2 separate regions of the Homo sapiens genome follow, and region 1 is linked to region 2. A link is an interaction called in ENCODE POLR2A ChIA-PET data of the cell type or tissue named here. Cell type or tissue: MCF 10A. All regions are shown on one strand.

Region 1 (5,000 bases), 50 kb before region 2:
TCTCTGGTAAGTCCTTTCCTCTTATGTTAGACATTTGAGTGCTTTTGTTTGTAGGAGGAGGGAGAAAAGATTTTGGAAATGAGACCAACTTATGGCCTCCCAGACTTGCAGAGGTCAACTCCAGCTGCACGTCAGGGTCACCTGCAGAGCTTTGTAAATGAACACTTTTTTCTTAGGTATATACTGTAAACATCCCACTTAAAAACATGCCTCATTCTGTTAAATCCATGTTTTTTTGTGCGTTTTTTTTTTTTTTTTGAGACAGGGTCTCACTGTGTTGCCCAGGCTGGAGAGCAGTGGCGTGATCTTGGCTCACCGCAACCTCCATCTCCCAGGTTCAAGCAATTCTCCTGCCACAGCCTCCTGAGTAGCTGGGATTACAGGCACGCACCATCACGCCCAGCTAATTTTTTGTATTTTTAGTAGAGACGGGGTTTCACCATGTTGGCCAAGCTGGTTTTGAACTCCTGACTTCAAGTGATCTGCCGGCCTCGGCCTCCCAAAGTGCTGGGATTACAGGCGTGAGCCACCGCGCCTGGCCCCCTCATGTGTATTAATAATATGATACGAGCTGGGTGTAGTGGTACACACCTGTAATCCCAGCTACTCAAGAGGCTGAGGCACAAGAATTGTTTGAACCCAGGAGGCAGAGGTTGTGGTGAGCCAAGATCGCACCACTGCACTCCAGCCTCGGTGACAGAGCGAGACCCTGTCTCAATAATAATAATAATAATAATAATAATAATAATATGACACGCACACAAAGGAAGGGGAAGTAGAGATGAGGGATGGTAAATAGAGCCTCACAAAGCTGTAAGCAAAGCCTGCCATTCATTTTTCTGCCTTCTTCCTTCTCTTTCTGCCTAGGACCCCCAATTTCTAGCAGTGCCACTCTCCAGCCCCAGAGAGTTTATTAGTGTTTCTTCCTCAATGAATCTAATGTGTCCTTTGCACACCTTAGTCTCTGGGGCCTAAGGTATGGTCTGCCTTTCCCAGTAATGACAGTGGTCTTCAGGAGCCAGCATCCCAGCCTAAGTGGCTTAATGATAGAAGTTCAATTCCAGATGAAGGTAGCACCTGGTAGGACTTGGGGGACATTTGTGAGCTTTTACTGTCTCCAAGGTTGCTTCTTAAGTTATTCCTGCCTAGGCAATTGACTGCTCTGCCTACACACATCCTAGTTGGCAATTTAACTTAATATTTTTCAAAGATTAGGGTTTTTTTTTTTTTGAGATGGGGTCTTGCTCTGTTACCCAGGCTGGAATGTAGTGGTGTGATCGTATCATCACTGCAGCCTCAAATTCCTGAGCTCAAGTGATCTTCCTGCCTCAGCCTCTCGAGTAGCTGGGACTACAGGCATCAGCCACTGTGCCTGGCTAATTTTTAAGTTTTTTGTAGAGACAAGGTCTCACTATGTTGCCCAGGCTGGCCAAGTATCAAATTTTGAGAGAGAAAGAACAGAATCAGTCAGTGCCTATTTCTGAATCCCTATTATATGCAAGGGGCCATGTGCACTGAAGGCTAAAAAAGACATCTAAGAAACCAACACAGAACCTGTCCTCAAATTTGTTTTTAATATATTTGTAGAGAAGAACCTGAAAAGTTATGGGACAGCATAAGCAGAATGTACCATGCATTAAATATAGGCCAAATGTGTACATCAATCTTGAAGGCAGGAAAGGAGGCTGCTGGAGAGGCCAAGAAAAGCCTCAAAGAGGAAGTAGAATGCGATCTGGTCTTCAAGGTTGGGAAAAAGTTGGCTCAGCAGAGAAAAGCACATTCCAGACTGAAGGAACAGCATAGACAGAAGGGCAAGAGAGGAAAAGCACAAAACCTGTGCAGAGGCTAGTGGGTGGGCTAGGCCAGCTAAGATGGGGTGAGGGTGGGGCTTGGAACACTGTCTCACAGTACACATCAGAGTGTGTCTCACAGTACACATTTATATATATATATATATAAATTTATATATGTATATATAAATAAATTTATATATAAAAATTCACTGTTGTGTATGCCTTGGATTTTAGGCATCTGAGACACCAAGGTGGGGAATGGCTGAAATGACCCAAGAGGGGACTGACAAGGGAGGTGATCCCCCATATATGAAAGGGTGTGACAGAGGGGATGGAGGGGAGAGAATAAAGATGAGACACTCCAGGAAGGAGGCGTCCACAGGACCTGTGGTTGGTTGATGGGAGCCAGGCATCCTGCCTCTGCACTTTTCCTACTTGCTAGCACAGCAGTGCATCCTAGAACACAATGAAGAAACACATGTGAGCTCCTAATCTTCCTAGGGAGCTTGTCATTCCTTGAACCAGCCCGTCCCCAGGAACATCACTCTGGGGGGCTGGGGTCCCTCAGAGGGTGGGAAGGTATGCTGGCTGCCTGGGGACTGCAGTGGGAAGGACACAGCTGACTCATCAGGAAGATGCTGACCCATTCTCTCCTGTGCTTGGTCTCCAAGTACAACCTCCTTAACCTCACAGCGTTGGACTGGTCCCTGCTGAGCAAGAAGGAGTGTCTGAGCTACGGCGGGCGCCTGCTTGGGAATTCCTGCAAGTTTATCCCAGACCTGGCGCTCATGTCCTTCATCCTTTTCTTTGGGACATACTCCATGACCCTGACCCTGAAGAAGTTCAAATTCAGCCGCTATTTTCCTACCAAGGTAAGCTCACCCTGCAGTTAGGAGGGGACCTGCAGTCAGACAGCTGCTGAGTCCCCCAGAGAGGGTTCTGGTCCACCGACAGGATGGACTCCATGCGAGCACTGGCCCACTGGGGTTTTTCAAGTTAAGTCAGAGAGAACTGTGTTCCCTTGTTGGCTGGTCCCCTTGACAACACTTGGTATTGTCAGGCTTTTATCTTTAGTCTTTGTCTATAGTAGTATCTCATTGTGTTTTTTAAATTTTTCATTTCCCTGATGACTAATGAAGTTGAAAATACAGCTATTCCTGTGTTTATTGGCCACATGCCCAATTGCCTTTCTTTTTGGAAGTGTCTGTTGAAATCTCTTGCACATTTTGGGTTGTCTGCCTTTCTGATTTGCAAGAGTTTGTTATATATTCTGGGTAGAAATGTTTTTGTGATTATATGTGTTGCAAAATCTTCTCCCACTCTGTGACTGTTTTTTTCTTTTTACATCCTTAATGGCATCTTTTGATTAACAGAAATTCTTAGTTTTATTGTAATTGAATATATCAAACTTTCCTCAAGGCAAATATTGGACAGCAGATATTCTTGTATGTTACCTTCTAAAAGCTTCATTGTTTTTCCTTTCATGTTAGATCTACAATCCATCAGAATTGATTCTGATGTGTACTGTGAGACAGTGTTTCTTTGTGATTTTATATAGTCAATTGTTCCAGTATTTTTTAAAGACTATTCTTTCTCCATTGCTTTGCAATACTTCCTTTGCCATATATCAAATATTCCTATATGACAGGGTCTGTTTCTGGGTTCTTTATTCTGTTTCACTAGTTTATTTATATATCAGTATCACAGTCTTCATTTCTGTAGCTTATAAGTCTTTATATCTTTGTCTCCCAAGCTCTCCCCTTTTGTCCTTTTTATATAATATTTTCTTGGCCCTTTGCATTTCCACATGAATTTTAGAATCATCTTAAATTTCACCAAAATGAAAACTTGTTGGAATTTTGATGGGATTATCTTTGCCTCTGTTTGGGAAGAATTAACGTCTTTCAAATTTTGAGTTTTTCTGATTTATGAATACAGTATACTTCATTTATTTTGGTCTTCTTTCTCTCCATAATGTTTTATACATTTTGATCTTTAAGTCTTGAACATTTTTTGTTAGAGTTATTCCTAGGTACTTGATTTTTTTATACCGTCGTAAATGCTAACTGCTATGTTATTATTATTTTATTATTATTATTATTTTTGAGACAGAGTCTCACTCTGTCACCCAGGTGGGAGTGAAATGGCATGATCTCGGCTCACTGCAACCTCCGCCTCCCGGGTTCAAGTGATTCTCCTGCCTCAGCCTCCCAAATAGCTGGGACTACAGGCGCCTGCCACCACACCCGGCTAATTTTTGTAATTTTAGTTGAGACGGGGTTTCACCATGCTGGCCAGGCTGGTCTTGAACTCCTTACCTCAGGTGATCCCCCCACCTCAGCCTCCCAAAGTGCTGGGATTACAGGTGTGAGCCACCGCACCCAGCCCTAACTGCTGTTTTAAATTTTATTTTCTACCTGTTTGTGGCTGGAATAAAAGATTTATGAAAACAGCACTTGCATACATAAGCAGTAACTGTGCCGTGGGGTGGGGGGTACTCGGAAGAATTTAAGCAACTCTTTCCCACCGTAAACTCCATTAGCAGTCTCCTAAAGCCATCTTAACTAAGTATTACAGCTGCTACTGCTACTAATCATAATGATAAAATCTTTGAAATAAATAGTTGAATTTTTCCCAGATTTTCTAAAGACTAAATAAAAGGTGCTTTAGGAAGCTTCACAGTATATAAACTGAGTAAAAAAATAGTTTGCTTACAACACAAATGCACCATCAAGACAAGTTCTCTTCCTTCCTGCCCACTTCCAGTCCAGAGCACATCCCTCAATCTCCTCTTATGTAAAAATTCTCAAGCAGTCACTGTATCTGAGAGTATCTATCTGTTGCCTACAGGATGAAAAGTAATTCATGTGGCATGAAATTCTTGTGCCAACAACATTTTTTCCGTCACATTACTTAAAAATTGCTCAGTTGGGCCAGGCACAGTGGCTCACGCCTGTAATCCCAGCACTTTGGGAGGCCCAGGCAGGCGGATCACGAAGGCAGGAGATCGAGACCATCCTGGCTAACATGGTGAATCCCCGTCTCTACTAAAAATACAAAAAATTGGCCGGGCGTTGTGGTGGGCGCCTGTAGTCCCAGCTACTTGGGAGGCTGAGGCAGGAGAATGGCATGAACCCGGGAGGCAGAGCTTGCCGTGAGCAAAGATTGCGCCACTGCACTCCAGCCTGGGCGACAGAGAGAGACTCT
Region 2 (5,000 bases):
GCACCTTGTGCTACTGCACTCCACCCTGGGTGACAGAGCAAGAACCTGTTTCAAAATAATGATAAAAATAAAATAAAATCTCTTTTGTTTAACAAAAATATTTTTTGCCCCAATTTTAGTCCAAATTCTGTGAGGTGGAGGTGCTCAAGCCTGTCTATATCCCACCCCAGCTAGTCTTTCTGCCTCGTCTTTCTTTGCTCTGCCCTCTATACTCTAAGCATACCCTGCACTTCTGCATGGTGTTTGATTACACTCCTTTCTCTGCTCCCTGTACCCCTACCCTGCCTGACTTAAAAACCTGGCCCCTAGTCCTCCACTTTAAGTGAGTCTGAATGCTTCATAGACACATAACCAGGAATCAGGACCGCACATAGGCAAAATAAACTTTTTGCTGCAACACAAAACAGACAGAATGAATTGCATTTTCCTCTGGGCTATTGTAGCATGTAGGAATACTCCTATTGCAACTCTAAGAACATCTTGATGTTGTTTGTGCACCTGTCTATCTTCAACAATAGTGGATGTAGGCTTATTTAACCAGGGCAATTTATATCTCATGATTCATCTCATTCATCTTTAGTGTGCAAGCAGACAGCACATTAATGACCAAACATATCTTTTTTTTTTGAGATGGAGTATTGCTCTGTCACTCAGGCTACAGTGCAGTGGCGCAATCTCAGCTCACTGCATCCTCCGCCTGCCAGGTTCAAGTGATTCTCCTGCCTCAGCCTCCTGAGTAGCTGGGATTACAGGCGCACGCCACCACGCCCAGCTAATTTTTATATTTTTAGTAGAGACGGGGTTTCACCATGTTGGTCAGGCTGGTCTCGAACTCCTGACCTCGTGATCTGCTCACCTCAGCATCCAAAGTGCTGGGATTACAGGAGTGAGCCACCACGCCCAGGCTTTTTTTTTTTTTAGACAGAGATTGAGGTCTCATTCTGTCACCCAGGCTGGAGTGCAGTGGCACGATCTCGGCTCACAGCAACCTCCACTTCCTGGGTTCAAGCAATTATGCTGCCAGTGACAGGGCCCCTCTGTACATCTTCATGAACCAAGGGGGATGAAAGGCAGCTGCTTAAGGATCCCGTGTTTGGAGAACTCCGACCTGAGAATTTGGGCTTAGGTGCCTCTTCAACTCTTGTTTGTTGCCTTGAACTAGGGGTGCTTTCAGTTTAAGGGGCACCTCTGGATTTGGGAGGAGTCAATGTGGCACCTAAGTAGATGCAAAGAGATTTTCTTCTAATTTCAAGGAAAAGTAAGGAAATCTTACTTATTTAACAGGATAGAAAAAGGGATAGGGAGTCAAAGGGTGAGGAATAAGGGCACTACGTTTATGGACCATTAATCATGCATCAGGCACTGTGCTAGATTCTTCCCCTACATTTATTCATAATGCTAACCTTCCTGTGAGGTCAATACTGTATCATATTATCTCTATATTAAAAAAGAAGAGACAGATTCACAAAGTGAAAGTAATTTGCCCATGGTCACCAGCTAGTAATGGCAGTGCCAGGATTAAATATAAGCCTGTCTTCATCCAAAATCCATGTTCATCCACAAAACCTAACTAGTACTGTTGTTAGTTCTGGTTGAAGACAGGGCATTTGGCAGAACACATTGGCCAGAATGCAGGAGAAGGAACCCCTGACAAGGTCACAGAAGACTTAAGGAAATGATTCGTACTGAAGGTTACACTCTAACAAACCTTTTTCTTTTCCTCTCCCTCCCCTTCTCCTTTCCCCTCTCCTTCCCTTCCCTCCCCGTCCTTTTCCTTCTTTTCCATCTTCTTTGTTTTCTTCCTCCTTTTTCTTCTTTTTTGCCTGCTAAAACAACTCTTGGCTGGGCCCAATGGCTCACACCTGTAATCCTAGCACTTTGGGAGGCTGAGGCCAGCGGATCACTTGAGCCCAGGAGTTCGAGACCAGCCTGGGCAACATGGTAAAAGCCTGTCTCTACTAAAAATAGAAATACATGCTGAGTGTGGTGGTGTGCACCTGTAGTCCCAGCTACTCAGGAGGCCGAGGTGGGAGGATCACCTGAGCTCGGGAGGTGGAGGAGGCAGTGAGCCAAGATCATGCCACTGTACTCCAGCCTGGGTGACAGAGTGAATTTAATTTCACTCTGTGAAATTAAGGAGGTGACAGAATAAATTTAACTTATTCGTTAATTTTTAAAAACCAAACAACTCTTATTAAATTTTTGCCATCTATGAAAATTTTGGGCTGGGTGTGGTGGCTTATGCCTGTAATCCTAGCACTTTGGGAGGTCAAGGCAAGAGGATTGCTTGAGCCCAAGAGTTCAAGACCAGCCTGGGCAACACAGTGGGACCTTCAAAAAATACAAAAATTAGCCAGGCGTGGTGGTGTGTGCCTATAATCCTAGCTACTTGGCCAAGGTGGGAAGATGGCTCGAGTGTGGAAGGTTGAGGCTGCAGCGAGCCATGATCACACCACTGCAGTCCAGCCTGGGTGACAGAGCGAGACCCTGTCTCAAAAAAAAAAAAAATAAAAATAAAAATTTTGTATGATTGTTTTATGAAATAGAGATGATGTTCACCAATGTGCTTAAAAATAAATTATTCTGACAGTAGCACCAGAAGTTGTTTTGGAGATGATTGTCTGACTTCCTTCAGTACTTAGATGCCGATTCATCATGTTTTTGCTTATCATCTCCTTACAATTAATTACAAGTGAATTGTAGCCATAATTATCATGAAAAAAGTTCTACACAGTTATTAGTCCTGATTTTATTAAATTGAACTTTTTTTTTTTTTTTTTTGAGATAGGGTCTTGTTCTGTTACCCAAGCTAGAATGTAGTGGTCCCAACATGGCTCACTGCAGCCTCGACCTCCTGGGCTCAAGTGATCCTCCCACCTTGGCCTCTCAAAGTGCTGAGATGACAGTGATGCAGGATTTTTCTTGGTCACTTTGCCAGCCAGGGACCTCCATGGCCAGTGTCATCCCCACCTGGGCCTGTTGGCCCCAGGCCTGCCACAGGAGTTGCCCCGTCCACTTGGCCAGCTGGGCCACACCTGGCTTGCACACTGGCCCAGATCCTGTGCTGGCTGCAGGATCCGCGCTCATCCCACAGCTATGCTGGGCATGCCCCAACCCGCCTGTGTTGCAGCTCGTATCCACATTTGGCAATCCCTGAGTTCTTGTCCTGCATCCAGGAAGAATGAGGTTATGCTGACAGTGGAAGTGTGAGGAGGGTGGAGAAGAATTTTATTGAGTGACAGAACAGCTCTTAGTGGAGAGGAGATGACAGGGTGATCCCCCACCCAAAGTCAGATGGTCTCCCTCCCAGTATGGCTGGTTGCAGGGCTTTTATGGGCTCAGAACGGGGAGTGTGTGCTGATAGGTTTGTGAGTATGCAAAAAGGCTAAAACAAAGGCACCACTCAAAGGTGGGCATGACAGTGTAAAAAACCAATTAGGGAAGGTAAGTATATGTAAAATAGGTGAAGGGTGGGAATCAATCAGAGGAAAGCATACCAAACAGGAAGAGAGGCTCTCAATCCAGTCCATGGATTTACCCAGGACTCGTAGCTTGACTTTCAGGCTTTAAAACTGTCTTTGGTTTGAAGGTTGGGTTTCACCAGGGACCTGCCCCTGTCTGCCTAGGCATTTGTCTGCCTCCTGCCACTATCGATGCTCCACATTCAGCATTTTAAAGTTAGTAACAATATTGGGAGAAATGATTTGCTGCAGAGAACAACGTAACTAACAGTTAGCCCTTACTATGTGCTAGTCACTGTACCAACTGCTTTATGCTTAGTAACTCACTTAATCCTCGCAATGACCCTATAAAGCAGTATACTACTATTATTCTCATTCTACAGAAGAGGAAATTGAGGCACAAAGAGGTAAGTAACCTCACACAGATAGTAAGTGGCCAATCTAATTTTCAAATCCATTTTCTTTCTTTCTTAAGATACAAGAGAAATAATCATTTTTGAACTTTAAGAGAGAAGGAAAGAAGTCAACAACACAAACCTTAGCTTCTGACTAATAATAATAGCCAGTATGAGGGGAAGCAGGGAAAAAGTACATTAACAAAATAATAATAATAACCAACATATACCACTTACCGTTCTGAGCATTTTACATGCATATTTAATCTTCACATTGGTCCTACTCTTATTCCTATTTTGCAGATGAGGAAACTGAGGCACAAAGAGGTTAAATAACTTACATTAGTTACACAACTAGTGAGTTAGAGTTAAGACAACAAAGGAAAATAATAAAAATATAAAAGTAGAGGCATTTTGGCTGAGCACAGTGGTTCTCGCCTAAAATCCCAGCACTTTGGGAGGCCGAGGCAGGTGGATCACCTGAGGTCAGGAGTTCAAGACAAGCCTGGCCAGTGTGGTGAAACCCTGTCTCCACTAAAAAATACAAATATTAGCCAGGGATGGTGGCACATACCTGTAGTCTCAGCTACGTGGGAGGCTGAGGCAGGAGAATTGCTTGAACCTGGGAGGCCGCAGTTACAGTGAGCCAAGATCGCGCCATTGCATTCCAGCCTAGGCAACAGAGCAAGACTTCGTCTCAAGAAGAAAAAAAAAAAGAGTAGAGGCATTTTAAAACTTCAGAGTGGGCCAGACGCGGTGGCTCATGCCTATAATCCCAGCACTTTGGGAGGCCGAGTGGGCAGATCGCCTGAGGTCAGAAGTTCAAGACCGGCCTGGCCAACATAGTGAAACCCCATTCCTACTAAACCCCATTTCTACTTTAGCCGGGCGTGGTGGTGCATGCCTGTAATCCCAGCTACTCAGGAGGCTGAGGTGGGAGAATTGCTTGAATCCAGGAGGCAGAGGTTGCAGTGAGCCGAGATCGCGCCTTTACACTCCAGCCTGGGCGACAAGAGCAAGACTCTGTCTCAAAAAAATAAAAAACTTCAGGGTGATTGGGGTCTCTCCACAGTTGAAAACAATATTAGGCAAATTTTTGTCAACAATATGAGCCAAAATTTTGTCATCATATCTCACTCAAAAG

The links. ChIA-PET counts read pairs that join two places held together with the same protein. Peaks named below come from ENCODE experiments on the same cell type or tissue, not always from the same donor. Only the 100,000 strongest peaks of a DNase experiment are listed, where the experiment ranks them.
Region 1: POLR2A ChIA-PET joins it to region 2 with 5 read pairs; 8 of 35 experiments call an interaction of 5 or more read pairs at or near these places.

What each region holds. Positions count from the first base shown.
Region 1 is chr2:74,237,000-74,241,999 of GRCh38, reverse strand. It overlaps SLC4A5 (solute carrier family 4 member 5), which reads left to right. Exons shown (of 31, transcript NM_133478.3): 20 at 1-6; 21 at 2,465-2,665. Among named protein-coding and RNA genes, the nearest start is that of MTHFD2, 41 kb to the right of the region's middle. In MCF 10A, no CTCF peak of the experiment used is centred here; a DNase peak (open chromatin) is centred at 2,969.
Region 2 is chr2:74,186,551-74,191,550 of GRCh38, reverse strand. No RefSeq gene overlaps it. Among named protein-coding and RNA genes, the nearest start is that of MTHFD2, 9.6 kb to the left of the region's middle. RefSeq lists enhancers at 2,516-3,188, 3,189-3,862. In MCF 10A, no CTCF peak of the experiment used is centred here; a DNase peak (open chromatin) is centred at 3,120.